Regions from separate parts of the Mus musculus genome. Here all the other regions are linked to region 4. Evidence: chromatin loops called from intact Hi-C (ENCODE). Cell type or tissue: heart. All regions are shown on one strand.

What was found. Peaks named below come from ENCODE experiments on the same cell type or tissue, not always from the same donor. Only the 100,000 strongest peaks of a DNase experiment are listed, where the experiment ranks them.
Region 1: a loop joins it to region 4, with 3 times the contacts of the local background. A loop is called at or near these places in 3 of 42 quality-filtered maps.
Region 2: a loop joins it to region 4, with 4 times the contacts of the local background. A loop is called at or near these places in 29 of 42 quality-filtered maps.
Region 3: a loop joins it to region 4, with 3 times the contacts of the local background. A loop is called at or near these places in 14 of 42 quality-filtered maps.
Region 5: a loop joins it to region 4, with 3.0 times the contacts of the local background. A loop is called at or near these places in 4 of 42 quality-filtered maps.
Region 6: a loop joins it to region 4, with 3.0 times the contacts of the local background. A loop is called at or near these places in 4 of 42 quality-filtered maps.
Region 7: it touches region 4 in a loop (4-fold over the local background); 17 of 42 quality-filtered maps call a loop at or near these places.

Annotation. Positions count from the first base shown.
Region 1 is chr11:19,962,900-19,966,899 of GRCm38, forward strand. The region is part of intron 1 of Spred2 (sprouty-related EVH1 domain containing 2); the gene reads left to right. Among named protein-coding and RNA genes, the nearest start is that of Spred2, 40 kb to the left of the region's middle. In heart, no CTCF peak of the experiment used is centred here; DNase peaks (open chromatin) are centred at 102, 982, 2,492 and 3,602; H3K4me3 peaks cover 550 bases; H3K27ac peaks cover 3,846 bases.
Region 2 is chr11:19,918,610-19,922,609 of GRCm38, forward strand. No RefSeq gene overlaps it. Among named protein-coding and RNA genes, the nearest start is that of Spred2, 3.8 kb to the right of the region's middle. In heart, a CTCF peak has its summit at 1,960; DNase peaks (open chromatin) are centred at 1,012 and 1,812; H3K4me3 peaks cover 2,058 bases; H3K27ac peaks cover 1,581 bases.
Region 3 is chr11:20,050,324-20,054,323 of GRCm38, forward strand. No RefSeq gene overlaps it. Among named protein-coding and RNA genes, the nearest start is that of Gm32080, 13 kb to the left of the region's middle. In heart, no CTCF peak of the experiment used is centred here; no DNase peak of the experiment used is centred here; H3K27ac peaks cover 839 bases.
Region 4 is chr11:19,829,039-19,833,038 of GRCm38, forward strand. No RefSeq gene overlaps it. Among named protein-coding and RNA genes, the nearest start is that of Gm39602, 88 kb to the left of the region's middle. In heart, a CTCF peak has its summit at 1,792 (motif pointing right); DNase peaks (open chromatin) are centred at 1, 163 and 1,673; H3K27ac peaks cover 334 bases.
Region 5 is chr11:20,189,502-20,193,501 of GRCm38, forward strand. It overlaps Gm12031 (a long non-coding RNA gene), which reads right to left and starts at 3,341. Exons shown (of 4, transcript XR_872276.2): 1 at 3,020-3,341; 2 at 2,413-2,592. In heart, a CTCF peak has its summit at 1,745 (motif pointing right); a DNase peak (open chromatin) is centred at 3,780.
Region 6 is chr11:20,199,107-20,203,106 of GRCm38, forward strand. Rab1a (RAB1A, member RAS oncogene family) reads left to right here and starts at 2,306. Exons shown (of 6, transcript NM_008996.4): 1 at 2,306-2,546. The coding sequence starts at 2,524. In heart, a CTCF peak has its summit at 2,030; a DNase peak (open chromatin) is centred at 2,045; H3K4me3 peaks cover 2,673 bases; H3K27ac peaks cover 2,373 bases.
Region 7 is chr11:20,398,857-20,402,856 of GRCm38, forward strand. No RefSeq gene overlaps it. Among named protein-coding and RNA genes, the nearest start is that of Gm39605, 21 kb to the left of the region's middle. In heart, a CTCF peak has its summit at 2,237; a DNase peak (open chromatin) is centred at 2,135; H3K4me3 peaks cover 721 bases; H3K27ac peaks cover 556 bases.

The sequences.
Region 1 (4,000 bases), 130 kb after region 4:
AGAGCAACGCAGACTCCTCATCCCAGTCTCTCCACCCACTGTGCTGTGCTATGCTGTGCTGTGCTGTTCTGTGCACCCGTGAAACGGCTATCAGAGTCAACAGCACAGCTAGTGTCTGGCAGCTGGCTTCGTCTAGTGGCTGATGGGAGGAGTTTCCTTTCAAGACCTCTGCTGCTCTAGAGGACAGGCCCTTTCCTCCTAAGTAAAAGGAAAATGCCAGGTAGATTCTTATTTTCCCTTTGTGGGTTTACCTGCCAAGGTCATAGGAGACTCTACAGGTGAGAGGAGTGGAGAGCAAAATTCCTCCTGACTGTTGAGTAGAAGTCACAACAAGCCTACTGTGTGCCTGGTGGTTTCTTTGGCAGGTGGAGGAGAGAGCATAGTGATGGCTAAGCAGTGGGGCCCTGGGGCACTTGGTCTAATGAGGTGAGAGGCATGAGAGGTAAATAATAAAACAGCTCTAAACCAGTGCTCCCGACAGTAGCACCCCCTCAACCCCCACTCCCACCAAGAGGGAGCCATGGGCGAGGGCCCGGGTGTAAGCTGTGCTGTCACATTCGGCCTTGCACCTGGTGTAATGCTCTTTTGTGATCTTGAAATTCTTATTTGTGTGTGTGTGTGTGTGTGTGTGTGTGTGTGTGTGTGTGTGTGTGTGTTGGGGCTGAAACTCTTGAGTGTAAAACAGGATAGGTTACCAGTCTGCTGAGGGCAGCTGAGGCCATCACGCTGCAACACTGGGAGGATACCAACCATTAGCAATTCATTGACAGCCTTGCAGAGATAGTCTGTTTCGGCTAGCTGGGGCTGGGGTGGGTGAGGTTTTGCCTGAGCTAGAGATCTTGTAGGACTACGGGGCTGCTGGAGAGGAGTCCTGAGCCAGGGGCAGTGAGGCAGATATGCAGGAGTGAGGCAAGGCCCTCTGTGGAGCCACGGAGCGCAGCCGCTCAGCTGCAGCGGACGACCTGCGGATCAAGGTTCTTGTCAGCGTCGAGAGCGAGCGTCACTAGAACAAATATTCATCCAAAAATAAACTTCCTGCTCTTCCTGTTTTTATAACTTGCCTATTTCCTCTGAGTTTGAGGCTGGTCTCCTGTTCCGTGGGTGTTAATCTTCAGAGGATCAAGACCTCTATAGAAGCATTTCCTGTACATGTTTATCCACCCAGCCTGAAATTATTTTCTCCAAATGATAAGAGAATTTTTTTCCATCCTGGTATGTCAGCCTTTGAAAGGTTTTCAGTTGGGAATCCCAGGGATGAAGGCTCCAGCCAAGTCATAGGAGACCCAGACAGGTGAGAAATGACCTTCAGTGCTTGTGGTTTGTCCTTTTACAGGGGTGTGTATGTGTGTGTGTGTGTGTGTGTGTGTGTGTGTGTGTGTGTTATAAGTATGCACATAGAAGTCAGAGGAAAAGTGAAGAGTTGGGGATGAGGGGACGGGACAAATAGCCTTAGTGTTTTTAACTCCTTGGCCCTGGAACACCTACCCCTGAGAGTCTCCCTTGCTTTTTATGCTTAGAAATCCCAAGCCAGCATTCCAGTGAGTACTTTAAAATACAAATTTCCTTGACTGAGTCTGACAGACAGAGGCTGAGGTGACCTGACTGGTGCCACAGTGGAACCTGGAGGGAGGCCAGCTGCCTTTCTTTGAGGCCTTAGGTGGGCCTGGGGCAGCCACATTTTCTAAACGCTACCGCCACGTGCCACCACCTCTCCTATCAGAGACCCAGGTGACACCATTGGGAGTGACTGCCCCCAGACCACTGACCAAGTCTGTGGCCACTAGTCATTTGGGTTCTGAGCCCTTAAAACAAGCCATCGTGGGCTGAGAGGTGGTGTGATTTCATTACCTTATTACAATACATGCTAGACACCCTACTAGTAATTATTTTGATTGCTGTGGGAACAAAACTATTTTAGATATATTGAGTTATGACAACTCTAAGGAAAAAAATTCAAATTGTGGATATGGCTTGTTCCATTTCTGTGTGGTGTGGTGCATTCACAGGTACACAGTCTCTGGGCTGTCTCCCTATTGGCCTAGCTGAGTGGTGACCTATCCCTAAACCTAGACTTTCCTAGGACAGTGGTTGGGACAGCGATTCCTGTAGGCTGACAGTTAATTCTCACACACATACACACACACACACACACACACACACGCACACGCACAGAGTTGTTTTGGTTTTCCTTTGTCAGCCTTGCTGATCAGTCTCCTTCCTGGAAACCTTTTTTCAGAGCCTACGGTCTTCCTGCGCTCCTGCCCCCGGGTCAGACTCTACGGCTGGTTACCTTTGATCCGTTCACTGCAGGCTGGTTGTCTAGAAACTCAGTGCTCAGTTGAACCCTGAAACCACTGTTGCAGAGCAAATTGTGTGTGGTGGGTCCCCAGTCCTTTTGTGTCCCATTGTATGTTATTCCTGGTCCCCATCCTACTCCACCCCACCCTCATCTGCCCATACGTGCCGGCGCGCCTTTGGAGTGAATGAGCATGCGCTGGGGAAACACAGGGTAGACGTGAGGCCTGGGAAACTCCTGCTGTGGGAAGTACAGAAGTCCCTTCGCTGGGCTCACCCTCCTCAGTCTGCCGGCATTTCTGGAACAAGGGGAAGTTCAGCTGCTGGCTGAAGCCCCAGATAATTCCCTGCTGCAAATGAAGAGCTCCATATTGACCCAGAGTCCAGGAGAACGTGTTTACAGGGCAAACCCTGTTCTGCTGACCCGTACAGTACCCCTGTACCAACTACATTTTTGCCCCCACTTTGTGGTCTGTTTTATATTTAACCTTTTTTTTTTTAAATCTCAGCTAGATGGGAGCAGGCATGTGTTGAATGATTGGGGTATACAAGCATGGCACAAAGTTAATTAACAGAACAAACGCCAAGATACCCAAGTAGCCACTGTTATTTCCCTGTTTGTAGACAAAGCACCTACCCGCAAATGAGTTTCCCCACAATGAAGCAGGATGTGGGCACACAGTGTAGGGCTAACTCGAGTCCTGTATTTGAGCAAATCAAAGGTTGTACCTTCAGGTTCACTAGGGAAGGTAGAGTGGTCAAGCAACCTTTGGGTTCTTTCCTGTGAGTGGAAAGAGGTGCCATGTTCAGACCTTCCTGAAGGTTGGGTCTAAGGATTGGGCACATGGCTTTGGCGTTTGGTTGGATCTGGTTCAACCATTGTATTGATTCAGTCATAGTAAACTAACCCAAGGTTGCCTGGGCCTCACTCCTCTCTGTGAAAGGGGGACATTCGTCCACGTTCTGTGTTGTTTTCTGTGTTGTTGTAAAAGTTTTGTCTATATTAACATAGAAAGTACCTCAACAGACACATCTCTCCAAAGCCCCGAGGACGACACTAGATGTAACCACAAGAAAGTGGGCAGAGGCTCACAGCTGTCCATCAAAATATGATACCCACAGGAGCTCACAGTCCCTTGTGTTGTGAAGCTTGTTGACCCAAGGGAATTGCTTGCTCCTCTCTACCTGAATAAGGCCAGCTCTTAGGCTGCTATAGCTATTGGATGTTTATAGCCCTTCAGCCAGTTAAAACAGGACCTTATCTGTCCAGGCCTGGGCTGATCTCCACCAGACACACTTTGACACTTAATGCGCATGTAAGCAGGAGGGGTGTGGAGCCAGTGGAATGTGGATCTAGAGTAGGCCTGACTTCTGGCTTTATTCAGTCCACCAACTCCCTAGTTTGTACTGAGCTCTAGTGTTTATCCCTCCTGGCCTCAGTAATTCAAAGGAGCTGGCCCAGATCTCAGTCCCGGGGTCCTGGCCTCAGGAAGCCAGTGTCCAGCCACCAATGTCCTTTCAACATGCCCCCACTTCTTACTGAGTCCCAACAGGTTCTCACAGCACTGATACCTAACTACCGCAGTACATCGGCATTACCCAGGAGCTTTGAAAAGGCAGGGAGCCAGGCTGTACCCCAAACTATATACCACCTAAAAAAAAAACAAAACAAAACAAAAAAAACAACAGAAGCCTGCCATGCCAC
Region 2 (4,000 bases), 90 kb after region 4:
CTTAAGCAGCTATGAAAAATAATTGCCTTCACCATGGCCTCCCACCCACTAAAAACCCACGTGTGAAAGAAGCTGCAGCAAGGAATGATGGGAAACAGTGGCAGCCCAGCTACTCGGGAGGTTGAGAGAGAAGGGTGGTGAGGATCGGACCAGCCAGCTCTGCAAGCCAGGCTCCTCTCCTTGGCCTTCGTCTTTCCTTTGTTTAAGTCATAATGTGTGAAGAGAAACTACAGACGTGGCTAGGTGGTAGAATGCTGGCCCAGCAGCTGGACCTCGGTTCAGTCTTCACAAATATACTGGCTCATATGAGCAAAAAGGAAATCTAGTTGAGCTCAGAAGTGGTGGTGTGTGCGCGTAATTCCAGCATTCATGAGGCAGAACCACGACAGAGAGAGGGGGTAGGGGTTGGGGGGAGAGAAAGAAATGATGTCCTAAATTTTAGGACTAATTTTTCTAGGCCTATGTGGTGGTGCACGCCTTTAAGCCCAACACTCAGAAGGCAAAAGCAGACTGACTTGAAGGCCAACTAGGGCTATAGAGACTGCTAAAACGGGGGGTGGGGGGGTGGGGGTGGGGTGGGGGGGTGCGGCGGTGGCAAAGGATTCCTTCACATGCTTGTTAAATACACACACACACACAAGCAAGATTTAAAATTCATTTAACTACGGACATGGCTCCAGCTTCAGTTGCTGCAGTTTCTGAATTAATTAGTCTTCATTCATTTGTTTTGTCTCCTCTGAGAAAACCTTAAGGACTCCCGTGTCTCTCACCGTGTAGGTGAAGATGATCTTGAGGTTACAGGCCGGATTAATGAGGGGCTGCAGAGTCGAACCTAGGGCTTCATGCGCAATAAAAGCTACAATGCACCCTACTAACTGGGCCACGTACCCAGCCTGACTCAGAAATTCTGATCCTCCGCAAGATTAGGGGAGGACCCCTCTCTGTCTCCTCTCCTCCTCTCGGTCTGACTCTCTGCCAGGATCCAATTTGCAATCCACTTGCTTCCTGTTAAAGAGTTCAGGAGTGCACCCCAAGGTCAGCCTTCTCCATCTTTCCTGGAGTGGGTGGGGGAAGGGCTAGAATTGGGTAGTAACTTGCCAGAAACAGCTCTTCCCACCGAGCTGCGGCTAGCTAGAAGGTGAGCTGCCACAGACGAAAAGACCCTTTGCATAGCCCATTCTTAAACTGGCTGAGGCTTGTACAGTTGTAAACTGAAACTTGGGGCAAACCCTGGCGGTTACATTTTTTACACAAAGAATGCTTCCTTCTTCGCTCCGTCGATTACTTCCTGCATTCTGACTCTGCTGAGCAAATGCATACCCGAGCCTTTGGTGAGCTGCTGAGCACGGTCGAGCCACCCTCCTACCTGAAGTGGCGACCGCAGTAGCAGCGGGCTTGGCGTTTCATTCATAATACTTGCACCAGCGTGGAGGGAGGCGGGGCGGGGGCCTTTCGTCTGTTTAATAAAATCCCGGCCATGCAACCGAAAGGGAAAATGATCCCGGAGTATGCTGCCCGGGGGATGAGCCCTGCACCGCCGCCCTTGGCTAATTATACCGGAGATTGTGCAATGGGCCCGAGCCATTCACCCTGCAGGGCCGCGGCGCCTCTCACTACGTCTGCACAGTCCTCGGCTCCCTTGGCACAGCGGGTACCCGCGGCTGCTCGCCCGAGCATAGTGATGCAGGCGCTGCAGCGGCCCGGGCGCGGCCGGAAGGAACTGATAAACCGGCGCGCGAGTGGCACCCCTCCCCCGCGTCGGAAGTGTCCTCGAGCGCCGGTCATTGAGAAATACTGAAGGGGCAGAGTGGGGTGAGGCGAGGACAGCCCTGAGGCCGCGGCTCCTGGCCTGTGATCCCACGCGCAGCCGGCTGTCCGGCCGCCTAAGTGCGGGTTCCGCACTGCGCCCCACAGGGCCGCCGGCTCGAAAAGCAGGAGCTGCCCCGCTGCAGAGCCTGCAGATCCGGCCGCCGAGGGGCGCTCCGGGCTTTCCCACAGCCCCTGGGAAAGGAAAGAGCTACGGGGCCTCCCCTGCCCAGCCTGTGGAGTTAAGAGGCAGGCAACTGTGCTGGGTTTCCGTGAAGTTGTGAGCAGATCGATAGTACTTTTGAAGTTTTAAGATCTTACTGAGTAAACACTTTATTTTAAAAGACTCAAGTCTCAAGTAGTTCAAATTGGCCTGGAACTCAATGACCTTGAACTTCTGACCCTTCTGCCTCCTGAGATAAAAGATTGTGCCACCGTAGTCTTGTATCAAAAAACAAAACAAAATAAAACAAACAAACAAAAATCCCAAATTCTCTGGGTTTGTTGTTGTTTTGTGACTTGTGTTTTATTTTTTAGTCAGGGTCTCACTCTAGCCCACATTAGCCTGGAACTGTGTACTCCAACGGACAGTGATTATTTTGTCTCAGTCTCTCGAGTCTACCGTGCCCCGATTGATGGTTATAATGCTTCTGAATTGAAATCTAAATCTAAGATTGGGACAAACTAATATTTTTTTTTTTTTTTTTTTGGTTTTTCGAGACAGGGTTTCTCTGTGTAGCCCTGGCTGTCCTGGAACTCACTTTGTAGACCAGGCTGGCCTCAAACTCAGAAATCCACCTGCCTCTGCCTCCCAAGTACTGGGATTAAAGGCTTGCGCCACCACGCCCTGCTTACTTATTTTCGAATGTCTACGATTTTTTTTTTTTTGAGAAAGGACATGATTTTATTATAGTTTGTGGGGGTAACAGAATAAGAAAAAATAAGACATCAGTGGGACAAATCAAAACAAATAAATCCCGAGACGTTACAACAAACTCTAGAAATAGATCGGTGTGATCCAAGTAATTCATTAGACACTTCCGTTATTGTTCTTTGGGAGTCATCCACCTTGCTTTTCAATCTGAAAGTTGTCAGACCACAGAAGTGACTAGTAAGCCCTGTGGAATTTTCCTGTCTCCATCTCTTCAACAATGGGATTATAATTGCAGGCCATCAAATGTGGGTGCTAAAGAAGGAGCATAGGCCCTCGGATGACAAGTAAGCCTCATACTAACCTATCTCCTAGCTCTGAATGGGTCTGCTTTTTGTTTGTTTTATGTTTATTTTCTTTTATGTGTATGGGTATCTTGCCTGTATGTATAACTATGTATGCATTGCTTGGGTACCTCATGCTCTTGGAGTCCAGAAGACAATGTCAGATCTTTGGAACTAGAGTTATAGAAGGTTGTGAGCAGACATATGGGTGCTGCAAATCATACCTGGGTCCTCTGAAAGAACAACCAGTGCTCTTAACCACTAAGCAACTCTACAGCTTACCCAACCCCCAGTCTTTTTTTTTTTTTTTAAACCAAGGTCTCAATATTTAGCCCTAGCTGTCCTAGAACTCTTTCTGTAGACTAATATAGCTTTGAACTCAAGAGATCTACCTGCCTCTACCTTCAGACTGCCAAGATTAATGGTGTCTACCACCACACCCAGTATGTCTCACTTTCTTCACGGCCTACAAACAAACAAACAAACAAACAACAAAAAAAAACAAAACAGAAACAAGCAAACAAATAAAAATACCCCCCAAATCAAACAAACAAAAAATGAAGAAAGATAAGGTTTGCTTTGTTTATTCCTGTAAAAGTTGAAGAATTAACAGAGACCTCACTGTCAGGACCTCAGGTCTTCTAAGAGAAAACCAAAATGCAGGTCTCGAGGTTTGGCGTCCTTACCACTACTTGTCATGAGCACTCAGAATCCAGTGTTGAACCTCAATGTGTATCCACAAAGATCATGGTTGTGGAAAGCATGAAACCACTGGTTTCTACTTGACTCAAAGGTGAAACTCTTATTTTTCAAGCCCCCGTGGAACTCTCAATACACACAGACCTCTAAGAGGGCTACTTTTGTTTTGTGTATGGGTTTTGTTTTAGTTGTTGCTGATTATCATCATCATCATCACCACGACCACTACTTTGATTCAGGGTCTTAATCATGTAGTCTGGTTGGCATGGAACTCATTATA
Region 3 (4,000 bases), 220 kb after region 4:
TATAGAGCAAGATCCAGGACAGCCGAGCTTAGGCAGTGAAGGATTTGGAAAACATAAAGCTAGTGATAATGTAATAGTCATGTTCTAGTTCCTGCAAGCAGCAGAATTCAGCAACTTCAGCCATGTCACTCTGGCTCTAGAGTTAAGAATGGAAGGAACTAGCCGGACTTGGTGGCACACGCCTTTCATCCCAGCACTTGGGAGGCAGAGGCAGGTGCATTTCTGTGTTTGAGGCCAGCCTGGTCTACAGAGTGAGTTCCAGGACAGCCAGGGCTACACAGAGAAACCCTGCCTCGAAAAACAAAACAAAACAAACAAAGAAAGAACGGAAGGAACTACTGGGACAATTAATGCTGGTTAGCTGGAGCTAAGAAATTAGCAATGAATTAAGAAGAGACCAGCATCACTGAGGTGAAATCTGGGAATTGTTTTCTGGAAGCACAAAGAAGCTGTGTTCCAGAGATAGCCAAGGTTGTACCTCATGTTGTGGCTGGACTTGGTAATGTGTAAGAGTCACCCAGGTGGTACTGGTTTTGAAGGCATGAAGGTGTCATGAAGAACAGCTGTGTCTCAAACAAATATAGAGGTGGTGATAAGGCGCAGCAAGATAAAGCATCTGTCACACAAGCCTGTTCAAAGGACCCAAGTTCAATTCCCAGACTCACACATAGGTGAAAAGAGAAAACCAACTTCACAAAGCTGTTCTCTAACTTCCATATGCACACAGTGACACAAGTGTGTTACCAACCCTACATCACAGATGCACAAAATAATGCTTTTAGATGCTGGAAAAGTTCATCTTCTTAAAATTTTTATTTATTGAAACAAGGTCTTATTATGTAGCCCCACTGGACTCAGTGTTACAGGGCTCTACCTGCCTCTGCCTAAGTGCTGTGAAGCAACTGTCTTTTGAGTTTGGCAATGCAAGCCCTAGTGAATGTTACATTACCAAAGCAAATGCCAAGTATGGTTTCACAAACCTGTGATACCCACATCCAGGGACCAAGGCAGGAGAAAATGGAGACATGGAGACAGACAGACAGACAGACAGACACAAGGGCTATAGCTCAAATAGTAGAAGACTAGAAAGCCCTGGGTTCAATCTCCAGAACCAGAAAAATAAATACTAGGGCCAAGGAGATGGCTCAGTGGGAAAAGGCACCTGTTGCCTAGTCTAAGGACCAGAGTTTGATCCCAGGGATCTACATGGTGGAAGAAGAGAAGCAACTTATCCTCAGCCAGGTGCATCATGGAGTCTATACATATTCAAAATGAGTAAGAAAGTGTAACAAATGCTTTAAAAAAAAAAAAGAGTTGAAATGAGAAAGTCCCCGTGTGGTAACTAGTACAGTTACTCTTATTTTAAAGATTTATTTATTTATTACATGTAAGTACATTGTAGCTGTCTTCAGACACTCCAGAAGAGGGAGTCAGATCTCATTACAGATGGTTGTGAGCCACCATGTGGTTGCTGGGATTTGAACTTCGGACCTTCGGAAGAGCAGTCGGGTGCTCTTACCCACTGAGCCATCTCACCAGCCCAGTACAGTTACTCTTAACGAGTGCCTTGCTCAAGAGATTGCACCTTTGCACTTTTCAAAAATCAGTATGTTCACTAGTTTAGACATAACAGTTCATCACACACATTAGAGCTGGCATTTTACAGATGGGAAACGGGGACTCTTCTCCTACCCCACCCAGACAGTCTCTGGGGCTCTCCTCTTTCCAAGTCTGCATCAGTCCTGGAGCCTACCTTGAGCCTGCCTTTCATCAGGGACCCCAGGAACGGCTCTTTCCTTCTGTCTACCTTAACCTGATGCAGTGTTTAGTGAGCTCAGGCCTCAAGTGGCTCGTGCTCCTATGGCCAGCTGAAGGCACTTTGGTGTGAAACACTTCACAAGCGTTTGCTCTTTCGTTTTTAGTAAGCCCAGTCCATGGAGAACGTGACGTGGATTCCCTGAGAACAAGCGAGGGACCTCCTGGCCACAGGCATCGAGAGCCTGGAGGCCACGTTCAGAGTCCTTAGAATTTGTGGCCTTGTCTTGGGAGTTGTTCAACCTTGTCTGAGGCCCTAGATTTAGATCAGAACATGACAAATGAGTTCCAGGTTTCTGTAAACTCTTTACTCAAAACAGGAAGGTAAGTTAGAGAAAGCATGGTAGCTAAGTTAGCAGTGGCCACTGGAATCCCGATGGGCCCTGAGAAGAACCCGTGAGGAGAAACATTTGAATTGCCTGAACCAAGAACTTGCCTGTGTCTGTGGAACTAACTCCCTGAGGTTGAGGTTATTAAGGTTACTGTTGCTGTGATGAAAGATCATGATCAAAAGCAACTTGGGGAGGAAAGGGTTATTTCACCCACAGTTCCACTTCAAAAGCAGTGAGGGCAGGAACTCACACAGGGCAGGAACCAGGAGGCAGGAGTTGATGCAGAAGCCATGGAGGGGTGCTGCTAACTGGCTTGCTCAGCTTGCTGCTTTCTTCTTTATCTTTCTGTTGTTGTTGTTTGTTTGTTTTGTTTTGTTTTTGAGACAAGGTTTCTTTATGTAACAGAGCCCTGACTATCCTAGACTCACTTTATAGACCAAGCCGGCCTTGAACTTACAGGCCTCTGCCTCCTGACTGCTGGGATTAGAGACATGTACCACATCCGGCTTCAGTTTGCTTTCTATAGAACCCAGAACTACAAGCCCAGGGACGGCTCCACCCAGAATGGGTTGGCCCCTCCTCCATTGATCAGTGATTAAGAAAATGCCTTAAGCCGCGTCTAAGGGGAGCATTTCCTCCACTGAGGCTCCCTCTTCTCTGATGACTAGTTTGTGTCCAGCTGGCCTAGCAGTAAGCAAGCTCTCCATGTTGCCTTCGTGGGAACATCCCATTAGAAGGTATCCACAGAGGCCTAACTGTGCAAGAGAACACGGCCCCGTGGGAACCGTAACTGCTTCTGTGACGAGTGGCTGTGTTACTTACTGCACAGCTGATTTCAAGCTCCAGGACATTTTCCCTCGTCTCCATGCTGCGAGGAGAGATACTGTTTTAAATAGCTGTGTTACTTACAGGAGCCCAGATATGGGTCTGCTGTCCCTGCAGCAGAAGGACATGATTAGTGGTTGGCCTATCTCTAAAAGCCCCGAGGAGCAGAGGGCAGGCAGGCAGGAAGGAAGGATGTGTAGGATAAACAGAATAAACCCAAACCAAAAATAAGCAGCAAGAGAGTGCTTCAGAGGTGCAGGAGTCTGTAAGGCCACAGCTCCTGGGAGAGCTGGGGTTACCACCTGCATTAAATGCTTTCCCATGCGATGGGAATACCAAACAAAAGCAGCTGCGGATGGGGAAAGGGCTTGGTTTAAGTCCCAGAAACAGATTTCTCTTAGGTTTTTCAATATTCAGACATTGTTTTAAAAATGTATATATAAAGTAAGATCTGGGTATGGTGGCACATGCCTTCAGTTCCAGGCAGAAGAATCACTGAATTCAAAGCCAGCCTGGTCTACATTGTGAGTTCCAGACCACCCAAGGCTACATACTGAGGCACTCTCTGAAACAAACAAACAAAACCAAGAACAAACAAAACCAATGTAAGTACTTAGTACTCAGTAAACGTGACCACCACGACTGTCTATCACATCCCCATTGTTCTTAGCTACCTCCAGTATGCTGACCTCTGGTGGGTCTCCTAAAAATTCAAGATGCATTTTTACCTCCAAAAGGCAATAAATCTAGAAAGGAGAATCCTTCCTCCAAAAGAATTTGAAACAAAAGCGCTTTAAACAGATTAGTCTAGAAGTGCAGAACTATACAATTCTATGATTCTGGCAATGCTGTGTTCCCAAGCGCACAGTAGGCTCTCTGGGGAGCACATGGGGAGTCGTCTGAGTCTCTGCTGAGCAAGTATTAGGAGGAAAGCCTTTGCCTTCATTCTTTTATAAAACTCCCAATTAAGCAAAGCCACTGGCTGGTTTCAATAAACCAAAATGTTCTCAAGGGGTCAGCAGCTAAAT
Region 4 (4,000 bases):
GGCCTCTTCGATGACCACGTGACATTTGCGACTATTGTCCTTCCTCACTCCAAGCACCAACCCTCAAGCTTCCAGGGCTCCCCGACGGGTAGCTGGGCTGGAATGTGCCCACTCACAGTTCTGCAGACTTCACATCCCAGAGGCGTGGCATGCCCTCCGCAGCCTAGCACACAGGCAGGGTCCTTCCTGCCCACATCTAAGTAGGGTGCTCTATTTCCCTGGAACATCCTTTCTCATTCTTGAAACTCAGCCCAGAATTTCATTATGGGAAGCTTTCCCTGAAACCCTAGGGTCAAGCAGGGGACCCACGACACAGCTGCTGCCTGGAGGCCTGGAGCTCTGGTCAGCCAATGAAGTGGTAAGAAGTGACTCCAAGTGGCCGCAGGCTAGGCTGCAGAGTTGACCTCCAGGTATCTACTCCTTCAAAGTCCTTCCCCAGCAGGCCCTCTTCCTCCACCTGGCTAAACCTGACTGCGGGTCATCAGGCCTCTCCCACACCTCCTCATTCCCCATTCCCCTGCCCACTGCCCATTATCAGCCACCTCCTTCTCTCCTGCATCCATGCGCCTCTCTGCCTGCCTGCACATGATCCAGCCCTGGCATCCACCCACCCCAAAGGAGCTCGTTCCTCAGCTGGAGGCTTGCAGGCACAGCACCGCAGTGGCATTTAGGCAGGGAGAAGCTGGGGAAGGCCCCTACAGCCCCTGGAAGGCATTCTGGGCTGACACACCCAAAGCAGGGAGGCAGGGCCCTGTCTCAGCAGGGAGCTGAGAGGACAGATCATCCTCACAGGCAGCTGCCGGCAGCTAACCAGAGAGCTCAGCTTGTTCACATTATCACTTCCTCTAGAATGCCTCCTCTCCCACAGAATCATGACAGAATTGCCTCATGGTGCCTGGGGGACTCAACGGGGGTCTTTCTGGAGTAAGTGACCTCCACACTAAGTCGGGAGGCAGATGGATCTTGGGTACTCGTGAGTGCCACTATCATGAGCTGTCCTAGTACTTAGAAATATTTCTGCCTCTTTACCATCTAAACAAAAGAGCAGGAACCTGTAACCCCAGCAGGCAGGCAGGAAGGAGGGAGGGGCATCTTCTACTGCCTACCTAGGTTGAGACTACCCTGGACTACAAGAGGCCAAGTATTGAAAGAAAACTAAGACAAAAACAACCTAGAGACCACAAAAGAGAATGTCAGACAGGTGAGCAAGAACACCTCCCCCACCTCACGCCCCCACGGGCCTTTTGAGAGAAAAAGCCTGAGACCTCAACCAATCTCCCTGAGCACACAGTCTCTTCGATTTGGCAGAGAGGCCTGGAAGCCCTCTAGGGCTGCTGGATGGCTTAAGTAGAACACCTGACAGGAAATGAGCTAGAGACATGGGGTCCCATGCTCCTGCCCAGGCAGCCCCATGATGCTAAGGTGGGACCAAGCTATACTGGGGATCCCTGGTCGGAGGGAACTCTGGCATCCCCTTTGCGTCTCCCAATTGTGAGACGACAGAGGGAGGAGAAAGATCCCTATGGGGTTTGGTTTTGGGAATTTCCCCTCACAGGAACATTTACTGCGGTTGAGCTGAACAAGTGGCTGACGCTTGTTGGTTCACTACCTGCACATTCCGTTTATAAGTCTTACAACCCCCCTCCAGTGGACCGTCCTTTTTACCTTATCCAGCAAAATGCAACACTTCCTCAGACGCTGGTTTACAGACCACATCGCTTGGGTCTATTTCAGTGAAACACTGCTTTGGGATTCTACACCCTTTTCTTCTCGTGTCTTCTCCATGCTGTCCACGAGAGGGAGCCAGCGCGCCTGTTTGTGCCTCTGCTTATAGCGCTGGCTACCAAACAGGCGAAGTAGCTGAGCTCAAACTAATAATCCAGTATTTTCGGAACTCTGGTGAACAGAAATTCTGGAGAACCCTGGAATCTTTGGCAACTTGTTTTAACACAATAGAAATTTGGCAAACATGAAAAGACTTTCAGATCTTTGCCGTCTTGGTTTTCTGTTGTGGGGGTTGGGGGAGGGGTTGGTAGTGGTGGTAATGCTTGATTTAATTTTTTTTTTCCTCTTTTTAAATTTTTTTATTTATCTTTATTTTATGTGTGTTGGTGTTTTCCCTCCATGTATGTCTGTCTGAGGGTGTCAGATCTTGGAGTTACAGACACTTATAAGCTGTCATGTGGGTGCTAGAATTTGAACTCGGGTCTTTAACCACTGAGCCATTTCTCCAGCCCTTGATTTTAGCTTTTGAGACAGTCTCACCTAGCTCAGGATGACCTCGAACTCATTACGTATCAAAGCCTGGAACCCCTGATCCTCCTGCCCCTACCCTCTAAGCCCTGGAATAACAAACACGCAATACAAGGCCAACCTGTATAAGTGTGTTTATTGATTTCTTTTATTATAAAGAGTATAAGAAAAGTAACAGATTAATTCTGTAGGAGAATTATTAGATGATTGGCATGTAGATGAAACAGTTTAAGCTATGAAATACTAGAATATAGAAATTACAATTCTCCTTTTTATAAGGCTTTGTTTGTTTGGGAGTTTTGCTGTTGTTGCTATGGCTAGCTGACTTTTCTGTTGTTCAAAATAAGATCTCATGTAGCCCACGCTGGCTTTGAACTGGCTACGTAACCAAAGATGACCTTGAACTCCAGCTTCTACCTCCCAAGCCCTGTATTCTAGGCATGTGGCAACATGCCTGATGAAAATAGTTCTTTTTAGTATATATTTTAAATTTCTGTGTAGGGGTGTGCATGCGCACATATGTGCCAAGCTCTTCTGTGGAGGTCAGAGGACAACTTGCTGGAGTCCAATCTCAAGGATTCTGGGAACAGAATCCAACAACCTGTGTCACCAACTGACAAGTCCCCACTAAGCCCCTTCACTCAACCCATGCCACCATTCTTGACCCTACCTGGGACACATGCTGAACAGCAGAAGGGACTGGAAGCCCCCACAGGCCTTTCCACTAAGGAATTATGTTGACCGCAGGGGGACTCGCTTGGCGGCTGCAGGACACTCAGTGTTAGGCCTTGAAGACGGCGTGGCCATGTGTCCATCTGTGAGTGGAGGAACAGAGGCAGGAACCACAGGGACTGGAGCAGGCTGGGGGCCGATTCAATATTGGCCGAAGCTTAGGGAGGGAGGTGTAGGATAATCCGCCCTTGCAGCTTTACCCTGTCTTTAATTGTGTGTGTGTGTGTGTGTGTGTGTGTGTGTGTGTGTGTGTGCACGTGAGTATGTGTGTGCACATCTCTGTGTGTCTATGTGCTCATGAGTGTGTATGTGCACATGAGTGTGTGTGTGTGTGCACATGCACTTGCAAGAAGGGCAGGTGATGCTGTATTAGACTTCCTCAGAGCTGGAATTTAAGCACTTGTGAACTATCTCATGTGCCTGCTGAGAACGGAACCCATTCTTTTGCAAGAGCAGTGAGCACTAGGAGAACTCATAACTGGTGAGTCATAGCTCTAGCCCCTCAATGCCTGTATTTTAATTACAGTAATATTTATAAAATAATAGAACACACATGACTTACTTAATCCCGGGCTTGTTCCCCAGGCCACAGACCACCTTTCAATCACTTGAACACTTTCCATTCACAGCCAGGAAATGTGTGGCCCGAAAGAGACTCTTAGGCTATAGCTCCATCAGCAATGGAAGCCCTGAATCCCATTTCAGTGAACAGACTTGAAGACACATCCCTAGACAGCCTAGGGTGGCCTGGGGTAGGCATAGACAGCCTTGTAGACACATGCCTTAGTTAAACTTTATCACTCTTGGCTTCTCTTTCTCTCCTCAGCTGGAGTTCCTCCTGTGAGCTGATGTTTCTTGGTCTATAATCTCTATTGCCTAGTGCACAATAAAGAGTACTGAGTTTATTAGTCGGGGTTCCCTAGAGGAACAGAAGATATGGAATGGATGTATATAAGTAGAAATTTATTAGAATGGCTCACAGGCTGTGGTCCAGCTCGCCCAACAATGGCTATCT
Region 5 (4,000 bases), 360 kb after region 4:
GACCTGGTCAGCTTTGATCACAATGCTGTAAAGAATAGATGCTTAGATTATAATTGATGGGGTAGGATGGCTCAATGAACAGATAAAAACCAAGTCCCTGAGGAGTGCAGAAGCAACTTTTCCAGATAAGACTTTCAGGTTGAGCCTCTTGATGAAAACAAAGTGGGGATGGGGTGGGGGTGGGGGAAATCATTAATCCCAGGGTTTGGGAGGCAGAGACAAAGCCAGAGGCAAGTAGATCTCTGTGAATTTGAGGGTAGCTTGGTCTCCATACTAAGATCCTGTCTTAAGAAGGAAATAAAAGCAAGAAAAAAAATTTTCACCTTGTGGCCAGTTTGTCATGGTGGCACATACCTTTAATCCCAGCACTTGGAGGCAGAGGTAAGTGGATCTCTGTGAGTTTGAGCCCAGCCTGATCTACAGAGCAAGTTCCAGGATAGCCAGAACTGTTAAACAGAGAAACCCCATGTGGATAAAAATTCTACTTTGTCAGTCTGTTTTGGTTAGTTCTCATGCAGTGGAGCCTGGCCTTGAACACACCGTGTAGCAAAGAATGGCCCTGAACTCTGATCCTCCTGTCTCTGTGTCTCAAGTGTTAGAATTACTGACAAGCACTACCAAACCCACCTTCTTACCCTTCTACTTTGACCCAGTTCCAGGAATACCTCCTCACTGAGACAGGTAAACATACGCTTAGCAACCTGTTTGGTCTATATACATACCCACCTCCTCACACTGTACCTAGAAATCTGTTACTCAGTCTTCAGGGAGCTACACACACACACAGACACACACAGACACACACACACCACACATACACACAGACACACACAGACACACACACACACACACAGACACACACACACACACACCACACACATACACACAGACACACACACAGACACACACACACAGACACACACACACACACACACACACACACACACCACACACATACACACAGACACACACACAGACACACACACACACACACACACACACACACACACACCACACACAGACACACAGACACACACACACACACACACACCACACACACACACACACACACACACACACACACACACACTTCAAACACAGAGTTTTCTCTTCTCAAGACAACCCTTATTTGTAGATGGTTTCCATTCAATCTTTGGGGAGTGAGGGGCAGATCTGTTCTGAACTAGTTTTGGGCACATGTAAAATAGAGCAGACTGTGTCCCCTGAGTGAACTTTTAAGAAAAAAAAAATCCTGATTTGCTGTCTTATGCCTATATAATTAGGTATGCATATGATTAAAATTAGAGACATCACAGGATGGGACAAGCACGGTAAAGAAAGGTTATATAACCCATCTGTCAACCAAAACAGTGGCCCTGCCCAAGCAAACCCCCACTTCCTTTAGAGCCCATAAAAGAAGCCCCATGTAATAACCTGGGGCCTAGCATACACTCTTGTTCATGTAGACTGCTGTCACTTTTGATAGCATAATTATAATTGGTATTAGGGCTTTGTTTTTGGTAATATTTTCTTTTTTTATTTAAATTATTTTATGTATATGAGTACACTGTAGCTATACAGATGGTTGTGAGCCTTCATTTGGTTGTTGGGAATTGAATTTTTACAACTTCTGCTAGATCTGGTCAGCCCTGCTCCCTTTGGTCAACACTGCTCAGCTCAGGCCCAAAGATTTATTTATTATTATACATAAGTACACTGTAGCTGTCTTCAGATGCACCAGAAGAGGGCATCAGATCTCTCATTATGGGTGGTTGTGAGCCACCATGTGGTTGCTGGGATTTGAACTCAGGACCTTCAGAAGAGCAGTCAGTGCTCTTACCCGCTGAGCCATCTCACCAGTCTTGGTAACATTTTCTTGCTATGTAGCAGTCTCTTTGCACCTTTATTACAATTCTTTGACTAAAAGATCAACAACCTGGAAATATTCAGTCTAGATGTCAATCACTCGTGATACAACAGTGTAAGATGTTCTGGGTTTTCAAAATTTTTACCTTGCCAGCACTCGGGAGGCAGAGGCAGGTGGATTTCTGAGTTCGAGGCCAGCCTGATCTACAGAGTGAGTTCCAGGACAGTCAGGGCGAGACAGAGAAACCCTGTCTTGAAAAAACCAAAAAATAAAAAATAAAAATAAAATAAATTAAAAAAAATTATTTTACCTTGTTTTCCTTTTGTGATTCTGGGGACCAAACTTGAGGCTTCTGCTTGCTAAGAAACTTCTACCACTAAGCTGCATCTTCCCATTCCTCTATAGAGTTACCTTTTTCTTTCTTTTTTTTGAAGACAGAATTTGATATAGCTCAGGCTCACCTGGAACTCCTGACTCTCTTCCTTCCCCCCCACCCCATCCCCCAAATTCTAGAATTATATAAGCTACCACACCAGGGTACTTACTATAGGAGTTTCTATAGGATGACGTGGTGGTTTGAATATGCTTGGCCCAGGGAGTGGTACTACTTGGAGGTGTGGCCTTGTTGGAGTAGTTGTGGTCTTGTTGGAGAAAGTGTGTCACTGGGTGGGTGGGCTTTGGGACCCTCCTCCTCGCTGCCCATGAGACAGTCTTCTCCTGTTTGCCTTTAGAACAAGATGTAGAACTCTCAGCTCCTCTAGCATCATGCCTGCCTGGATGCTGCCATGCTCCCACCTTGGTGATAATGGACTGAACCTCTGAATCTGTAAGCCAACCCCAATTAAATGTTGCTCTTAGCTGCCTTGGAGCTGGGGAGATGCAATGCATGTATGTGCTGTGGCACACATGAGGAATTTGGAGAACCACCTTGGGTCTTGGTCCCTATCTTCTACCTTGAGACAGACTGTTGTTGCTGTTGATTATGCCAGGATATCTGACCCACAAGCTCCGAGAGTTTCCTGCTGCCTCCCAACTGCCCATAGCAGTGCTGAGATTACAGGTATGTGATCCCAGCGTATTAGTCAAGGTTCTCTAGAGTCACAGAACTTATCAGTAGTCTCTATATAGTAAAGGAATTTGTTGATGACTTACAGTCTGCAGTCCAACTCCCAACAACAATGGTCAGCAGCAGCTGTGAATGGAAGTCCAAGGATCTACCAGTCCAAGGCAAGCAGGTGAAGGAGAGAAAGGGTGTCAATCTTCCTTATTTCAATGTCCTTATGTAGGTCTCCAGCAGAAGGTGTAGCCTAGATTAAAGTTATATGCCACCATGACTTTAGTCCCAGATGACCTTGAACTCAGAGGTCTCCGTGTCTTAATCTTATGGAATTCATAGCCGCTATGCCTCAAGATCTCCATGCCAAGATCCAGATCAGAAACTTGTATCTCCCAGCCTCCAGATTAGGATCACTTGTGAGCCTCCAATTCTGGATTGTAGTTCATTCCAAATACAGTCAATCTGACAATCAGGAATAGCCACTACACGCATCCTTACATGGGTTTTGGTACATTTAGTACTCACACTTGCTCAGCACATTCTTTTAACCACTGACATATCTACTCAGCCCCTGATTGCCTTTTGTTTGAGGCAAAGTCTCAAGAAGTAGCCTTCACTGGCTAGAACTCTACATCGTCCATGCTGGCCTCAAACTTGCAGTGGTACACCTGCCTCGGTCTCTCAGTTATTGGTTTCAGGCACATGCCACCACATCTACCAAATTCTCTCTCCTTAGTGGTCTCTGATACTTCCTTTATAAAGCAGTAGGAAGAGCTTGGGAGAGTCAGGAGACAAGACCATTAACTTCCCTCTGGGCTTGGCTTCCTGTCTAAAAAGAATCAGTGGTTCTGAACTGGATGCTCTCCAAGTTCCTGTGCTGCACCAGTGTGCTGTCCTCTCATGAGAACTTAAGGATACAGGCTGGTGCAGCCCACCCTGCTCCCTGAGAAAAGGTCTCAGCTGAAGGAATACAGGAATGCCAGAGCCACAAGGGTTCTACCTTCCCATCCTGGAGGAAGCAGAGGTGAAGGGCAATAGGAGAGTGTCCGCAAGTTTGGAGAGGAGATAAAGGCTGC
Region 6 (4,000 bases), 370 kb after region 4:
AAGGAAGAACTGTTACATATACTTCACATTGTTCTGTTTGTCAGCTAGGTTAAAGGTTACTAGAAGATAATTTGTTGGGAAATGAAATAGTCAATGAAAGTGGAGCAAATTTATCTCCAAAGAGACAGAGATTTAAAAAATGGAGTTTTGGTGGTAGTATCTGTATGTATGGGGGTAGTGCACTCCATAGTGTTTTTCTTTCTGAGTGTCTGCTTTCTTCCTTAATCTTTATGTTTAAGTCTATATTAAAATATCAGTAATAAAACCCCAGCTAGGGCTGGAGAGATGGCTTCTCTGGTAAGGACACTTTTTGTTCTTGCTGAGGACCTGTTTTCAGTTCCCAGAACCCAGCATAACCAACTATAACTCACGTTTCAGAGTATCAAATGCCCTATTCTGGGCTTTGAGGCCAAGAGGCACATGCATGGCACACCACACACACACATACACACACAGGCAAGAGACACTCATACATAAAATTAAATGACAGATTTGGGGTGGGTGTTGGGACAGAGGTTCACTATGTAGCTCTGTTCTGGAACTTGCTATGTAGACCAGGCTGGTTTCAAACTCACAGAGAAGCACCCATCTCTGCCTCCTGAGGGCTGGGGTCAAAGGCATGCTATGTCTGGCTTACATGATAAATCCTAAGACAAAACAAAACAACAATAACAACAAAATTTTTGCTTGAAAAATTGAGTTTAGGACACTTCAGAGTTTTTATTCTGTGAAATGATAAGAGGAAGTATGGTGGGCTTTAGGGTCCAGGGCTGTAAACCTCCATCTAGGGTCATTTCAGAAGTTAGTATGGAAAAGAACCCAGGAGGCAGAGGCCAGGGAAACACTGAGTTCGAGGCCAGCCTGGTCTACAGAGGGAGTTCCAGGACAGCTAGGGCTACACAGAGAAACTCTGCCTCAGAAAACCAAAAACCAAAACCCAGACAATAACAAGAAAACTCCCAAAACTATGTATGTGTGGTCTGATGAGGCTGTCAGGACACACGGAGGAACGCCAGAGGGATGTGTAAATATGTTCTGAGTATATGGTTAGTCATGAGAACAGCCTCTTTTGCATATTTTGATGTCACAGAAATTCAGAAATTAAAAGTAAATCTACAGTTGGCCCCAGGAGATAATATTCTTGCTTAGAACAAGTTGGAAGATAAACTTTGGTCAGTGTATTATACTATGCCCTTTGTAATAAATAACGCAAGATAATGCGTTAAAGTTTAGCGGAGATTTAAATTCCTGAGCTGATTAAAGTTGACACCATTAGGTCTAAAAAAATGTATTAATATTAGTTCTGGAGTCCGTACTGAAGAGTTTCATGGCTTAAAAAAAAATACTTATTACTGCCCAGTTGTGCAGACGGACACAGAATTAGTACTAATAAAAAACAAAGAGCAGCAAAAGCAACTGCAACCCCCCCCCCTCAAAAAAAACAAAAACAAAACTTAACAACCCAACCCAACCCAACCCTATCCCGGAAAACAATTCAACTTTTAAGTCTAGGCCTCAAGTAGGAGGAGAAGACTGGTTAAGGCTGACTTTAGCCTGTGTCTCAACAGCACAATGTTAAAGGTTGGAGGTCGAGATGGAGGAGCAGTTTCAGACAGGGAAATCTGGCTGTGTGAGCAGAAGAGAGACTAGAACAGGGTCCATTTGCAGCTATTGCAACATCAAGTTGCTAGAGTAAAACGGTAAAAAAAAAAAAAAAAAAATTAGAGAAGGAGTCGGGTGAGTGAGAAAGCGCAAGGTCTACAGAGGCCGCTTGAGTTTCCTGCTGTCCTTAGAGCAGCCTCAGACCCTGATGGTGATGGCCCCTGTGGTCTTGCCTGAGCAGAGCTCGTCAAGCTGTCTCCACCCCTCCTCACTGTCCCAGGCTTCCTGGGAGCCCCCTCCCCCTCTGCTGCGGCACCGCCCTCCGCCGAGTTCCTTCCTCCTCCCCTCCCGATGGGGCACCGACTCGCCCTGCTGCCACGTCTCACTGATGACATCAACACAGCCCGGTCGGCCTTAGCCAATCCGCTAGGGGGAGTCCGAGCGAAGTCCTAGCCAGCAGGCCAGCGGGGAGGGGAGCAGGAAGGGCGGGGTGTGGGGGTGAGGGAATCGGGACGGGGCGGGCTACAAGCTCGAAAGTGCGCATGCGTTCAGGGCGCGGGGCCTAGTGGGAAGCTGAGTGCAGACAGCCCTCGGCCCGGTCGGGCTGCCCAGCGCGCGGTGTGCTCATGACTCTCTTTCCCAGCGTGCCCCGCGACGCTGCCGCCCTCTGGGCCGCGCCAGGCCCCTTGGCCTAGGCTTCCCCAGTTCCTGGTTCGCCGGCGGCCATTTTGGGTGGAAGCGATCACTGAGTGGCGGCGGCTGCTGATTGTGTTCTAAGGGTCGGAGTGGGGTCGACGTTTGCTCTACCGGAACAGCTTAGCTCATTCCTCCCTTTCCATTACCTGTGGCGCGGAGAGTTGGGGCGGCGGCTGCGTCAGCAAGGGCGGTGGTGGCGGCGGCGGCGGCGGCAGCTGCAGTGACATGTCCAGCATGAATCCCGAATAGTGAGTGCAGGAGAGCCGGGGCGGGCCGGGGTGAGAGCGGCCGGCCGGGGGTGAGGGCCGCCGGGAGGTTCGCTGCGCAGCGCCGGGAAGGTCGGCCGGGCGAAGGAGACGGAGCAGCCTGAGGGCCCCATTGTCTGAAGGCCGAGGGCCGCAGCGCAGCGGGGAGGGGTCGGGCCTGCGGGCCGGGTCCCGACCGCAGCCGGCGGGGAGCTAGGTGCCGCGGCTGGGCGTTGGGGAGAGGGCCTCGGACAGTAGCCAGGAGGGGCGCGTCTCTGGAGGCAGTGACGGCTGGAGGAGGACTTGGTTTTAAGGGGAGGTAGGTGGGAGAGCTCTGCTAGAGGGCACTGTCAGACCCTGCGCCGGCTCTGCGGAGCTGTCAGCGTCGGCTTTACTTGTAAATCCCGAGCTTGTTAGAGCTCTCTCCCTGTTGGGTTTTAGGTAATATGGATGCTTCTTGGGACTGCGTGGGCTTGAGGGGGATGAGGAGATGGTGAGGAGCTATTTATAATGTTTAGTTTTCTTTTGGGCTTGTCTCCTGGGAGAGTTCTGTGAGACTTGTGAGACGTGACCCTTACAAAATCCTGGACATTTGTGAAATTTTTGGTTTAGGGGAGACATGAGTCTCCCAGTCACCTTTTGTCTCCAGTAGGTTAAGAAGAAGAAAAAGAAGAACAAAACTGAACTAAAAATAAACTAGAAATGTCTTCCTGGTACCACCAAGTTAAAGTACAAGTTTGCAGACAGTTTTGAAAAGAAACTAATGGGGCCTTTGATGATAGAGTTGTATGTAGGTTTTAGATTACCTGCTTGAATGCCTGTAGATAGGAAATGAGGTTCCATGACGTGTCATGAAAAGTTAATGCATTCCTTTTTCTTGCTTACTCAAGAAGTCACTGTAGCAGATGTGACACACCTGGCACCTTTCATGGGAACTGCGCTTCTCCTTTCTTGGATAGACATTGTTAGGCTCTCTCTTTGAACCCAAAATTCTCCTATGGTTTCCATATATGAAAATAACTTTAAGAGATGCCATTTTTATTATACTTTAGTGTCAGAAATCTTTAAGGGAGAGGGATTTTTGTTGGTTTTTAATAAGAGAAATCACTATTGCCGTAAAAGCTGGGCTTTATTTGTTGCTTTGGTCAGTTACCGCTAAGTGTGCCCCCATGAAAGGTCCAACCATCAGCTCGGCTGACTTGTCATGTGCGTGTCACATGACTCTTGCAAAAGACATTCTAAGTTCAGGTTTTCTAAGACTGGTTTAATACTGAAATGGTTTTTCCGTTTGTGTTAAGCAGAGGTCTTAGTATCTTGGTAGAATTTTACATACTTTTTTTTATTGTGTGTGTGATGCCTGTGATTGCAGGTGCACAGGTGTCACCTTGCTTGCTTCAGAGGTCAGGGGACAACTTTTGGGAGCTTATTCTTCCTTTGTGGCTTCAGGGATTGAACTC
Region 7 (4,000 bases), 570 kb after region 4:
AATTGTTTACAGACAGGGTTTCTCTGTGTAGCCCTGGCTGCCTGGGGCCTGCTCTGTAGATCAGGCTGGCCTCAGACTCAGAGATCTGCCTGCCTCTGCCTGCAGGGTGCTGGGATCAAAGGTGTACACCACCACTACCTGGCTTGCATCATTGTTTTGGTAGGTTGATTTAATGAATATACCTGAATGTATGTATTCAACAAGTGGCCACTTGTTGTTGGCCACTGTGGTTGTTCTAGTTTTAACGGCTCTATATAGGGCTATTATGAACATTCATTCATATATATTTGTGATACATATATTGTCAATTAGCTCAGGTAGTCCAGTAACTACTCAGAATGGCCAGTGTATACATCAGGTTTGTGTTTAGTGTTTTGGGACACTTCAAAAGTTGTCTTCAGAGTCGCTGTACCACAAAATATGTCCTCTTGGTGTTTGTTAATCCCCGAGTATAAACTTCTCATAGAACACTCTGCTTTAGAATTTGGAGTGAAAGTTGTGGGAGAGGCTGAATAGTCTTCTTAATAAAAAGAAAGAAATAGAGAGCACGGAGATGCAGCTCAGGGGTAAAGTGCTTGCCTAGCATGGGCCTGGGTTTAGTCCCGCATGGGGAAGGGAGGAGGCGTGGGGGATGGGGAGGGGCAGCAGAACAAGCTGGAGTTGGTGGTGTGGGATAAGGCTCACCAATGGATCTAGGAATCTATGTTTGTCACACAAATACAAAATTCAATGACTGTGTGGCTGTCAATAACTGAGAAGAATGAAACTGTTCTAGCTGCAAGGGAATCCCCTTGCACATTCGAGGAAAGAGCCTCGAGTTCATTCACTGTTTTGTTTTTTGGGTTTTTTTGTTTTTGTTTTTGCTATTAATAGACAGCAGCTGATGTGTCCCGGGCTGACCATGAAGCTGCTGGATTTCTGGGTCCTTCTGCTGCCGTCTCCCAACTGCTGGGGTTATAGGCATGTACCCCAACTCCCAGCTAATTCACCATGGAGGATCAAACCCAGGCTTTGCATGAAGTAGGCAAGCACTCTACCAACGGTCCTCTCTTTCTACTGTTTAATATATTGCAATGTGTCTCACTAAGTTGCACAGGCTGGCTTTGAACTCACTCTAGTTTAAACAGGTTTGAACTTACAGTCTTCCTGCTTCAGCCTTTAGAGTAGTTGGGATTATTGGTCTGAGCTATCAAGCCTCCTGGCCTCAAACCATTTTGGGATAAATGTCAAAGCTTGGAATTTATGACCAGATAGGCTTTGATCAGTGTGATGACAGCAAGAGAAGTGCTCTGGGGAGGCACCCTCCTCAGGACTCTGACTGCCTTCTGTCCATGTAAGTTGTCTGGCCTGGGTGTGGGATTTTCAACAATTCCTTCGAGACCATGCATGCAGACTCCGGCTGGAAGTGATGCTGTTTTGGACTGGTGGCATCGGCTAGAAAGACTCTCTCCAGCGAGTGGGGCTTGAGAGTTGCCCTCTGGATATAGCAGGGAAGATCAGTCTTTGGTCCTGCCGTGATAACTTCTAACAAGTACCCAGGTGTGGCCTAAGGAGCTTGCCCGAGAGCCTGGGCGTCACAGTAGAGGGGTCACAGCTTGAGAAGCGTCTTTTCAGGTCTGGAAGTGAACCAGCCTCTCAGCATCCCCGGAAACTTGTTTGAAATGCAAATTCTCAGGCCATGGGCCAGGCAGCTGAACTGTTTAGTCCCCAGGTGACTGTGATGTAGACTGAAGTTTGAGACAATTTAGAAACTGAGTTCTGAGGCTGGGGATATAGCTAAATACTGCAAAAACCAACCAACCAACCAACCAACCCTCTTTGCCACGCCCAACCCCCGCCCCGCGCTCGCGCACCCCCAACCCCCGAAGGGCCGCAGCTTAAGTGCTAGAATGCGGAGCCTCAGCACTGAGAACCAATTTAGAACACTAACATCCCACCTCCCACCCCGAACCCCCAGCCTCCAACAGGAGCCTCCTGTTTCCAGTACGACTCTAATAGAAGTGAACTCTTTGTGGGGCCCTTACTTTGGCCCTTACTTTGAGTACAAAGCCCGGGCCTGTTTCCTCATTATCTGCCGGATGAATGCTTGGAGGGTGTCTGGCTGCCGGGTCGCTCTTGGTAACCCGACGCGCAAGCCTTGGAAGTCTGGGAGGGAACTGGTTTCCTGCCTCGTTACCAGCTGGAAGCGGGCCTCGGTGGAAAGGAAGTCGGTGCCACAGTGCCACCCTGTGATGAAGGAAGGAAATAGCCTTTCTGTCTCGTTGCGTTGACATCAAACTTGTGGGAGACACTTTAAATAGCATGGTTTCCCCCAAATAGCAACCTGCAAATATATTTGAATCGCGTTTGCTGTGCATTAGGCACCATGATCATTGTATTATCTTGTAACAACCTCAGATTATCTCCATTCTTATTGGAGAATTCTTTACCATAGGAAGTCCTTGATCAGCCCCACTGATTCCACCGTTCTTCCCAGGAGCATCCAGAATGATAGCCAAGCCCTTGTCCGTTATCTTACTGTAATGACGGGTGTTCTTGATTGATTGTTTAAAACATTTTTCTTCTGATGATAAAGCAATACTCAGTCATTATTCAGTCTCACTGGGGGATCCTTATTGTGCAAGCCCCTTATCTAACACTACGCTACGGTCAGCATTTACAATCTACACACATGCATCCGCATACTTAGATTATCTCTACGTCACTAATTGCATGAATACTTAATGGTGTGTAAGTTCTAAGAAAGTAGTTGTATATAATATTATCCTATTGTTGAATAAAACAAAAGAAAAATCTTTTTTCTACACATTCAATAGAGACACCATTTTGGCTTGTAAATACATCTGATTCTTAGATAGTTGAACCTCTAATCCATGACCAACTGTGTGTACCTTACATGGAATCTGAAACTGAAAACTTGTTCTAATAATTATTATTCGTGCAACAAATTATCCCCAAAACATCTGTCCTCCCGCAGTTACAGAGAGCGCCTCAGTGGCAGGCTTCCAACTCAGTGACTCTCAAGAGGTGGCAGCCAAATGTTTGAAAGGTTTGACAGGCCCTGAAGAGTGCACTTCTGAGCTCACAGATGTGGCTGTTGGCTCTTCTCACAGGTGGGCCCTTTGTTAGGGATGTTCATAAAAAGTCCCCACTCCAAGATCAAATGATGAAAGGCAGAGGGGTCAGGAGAGAACGTGGTGCTTCTGTGAGGCTTGGAGCCTCAGACTGACGGCCTCCAGATGAAATGTGTGCCTTTGTTTCTGTATCCTACTGGCTGTAAGGACTAGCTCTGCCCCAGTATGGATGAGGACAATACCAAAGATCTAAGTACCTTCCAGGGCCATTCTGGGCCATTTTGGGGCTGGCTATCGCAGGACAAAAAAATAAAAATCTCAACTGTATAAATCAGCACAGTTTCTCAGACATATTCACATGCAGTGTCTTAGTTAGGATTTCCATTGCTGTGAAGAGACACCATGAACAAGGCAACTCTTATAAGGTCAACATTTAATTGGGGCTGGCTTAGGTTCAGAGGTTCAGTCCATTGCCATCAAGACAGGAAGCATGGTAGCATCCAGGCAGGTATGGTGAAGGAGGAGCTGAGAGCTTTCCATCTTCATTTGAAGGCTGCTGGGAGACTGACTCTCTGCACTGGGCAGAGCATCAAGGCCTGCTCCTCCAGTGACAAACTTTCTTCACCTATTCCAACAAGGCCACACCTCCTAACAGTGACACTTCCCACGAACAAGCATATTCAAACCGCCACATGTGGGTATGGCAGGGTCTTCTTCTTGACTCTTCAGTCATATTGGTCTCTGCCCTCCATATTCCTCTATATCTCAGCTCTGTATAATTTCCTTTCTTTAGGGAATGCTAAACATTTTAGTGAACTCTTTAAATTGTGTGTGTGTGTGTGTGTGTGAATCCTAAATTTTGGACATGAAATTGGATGTCATCAATTAATAAAGTAAATCAATATTTTTAACCCCCCTATAAAGTT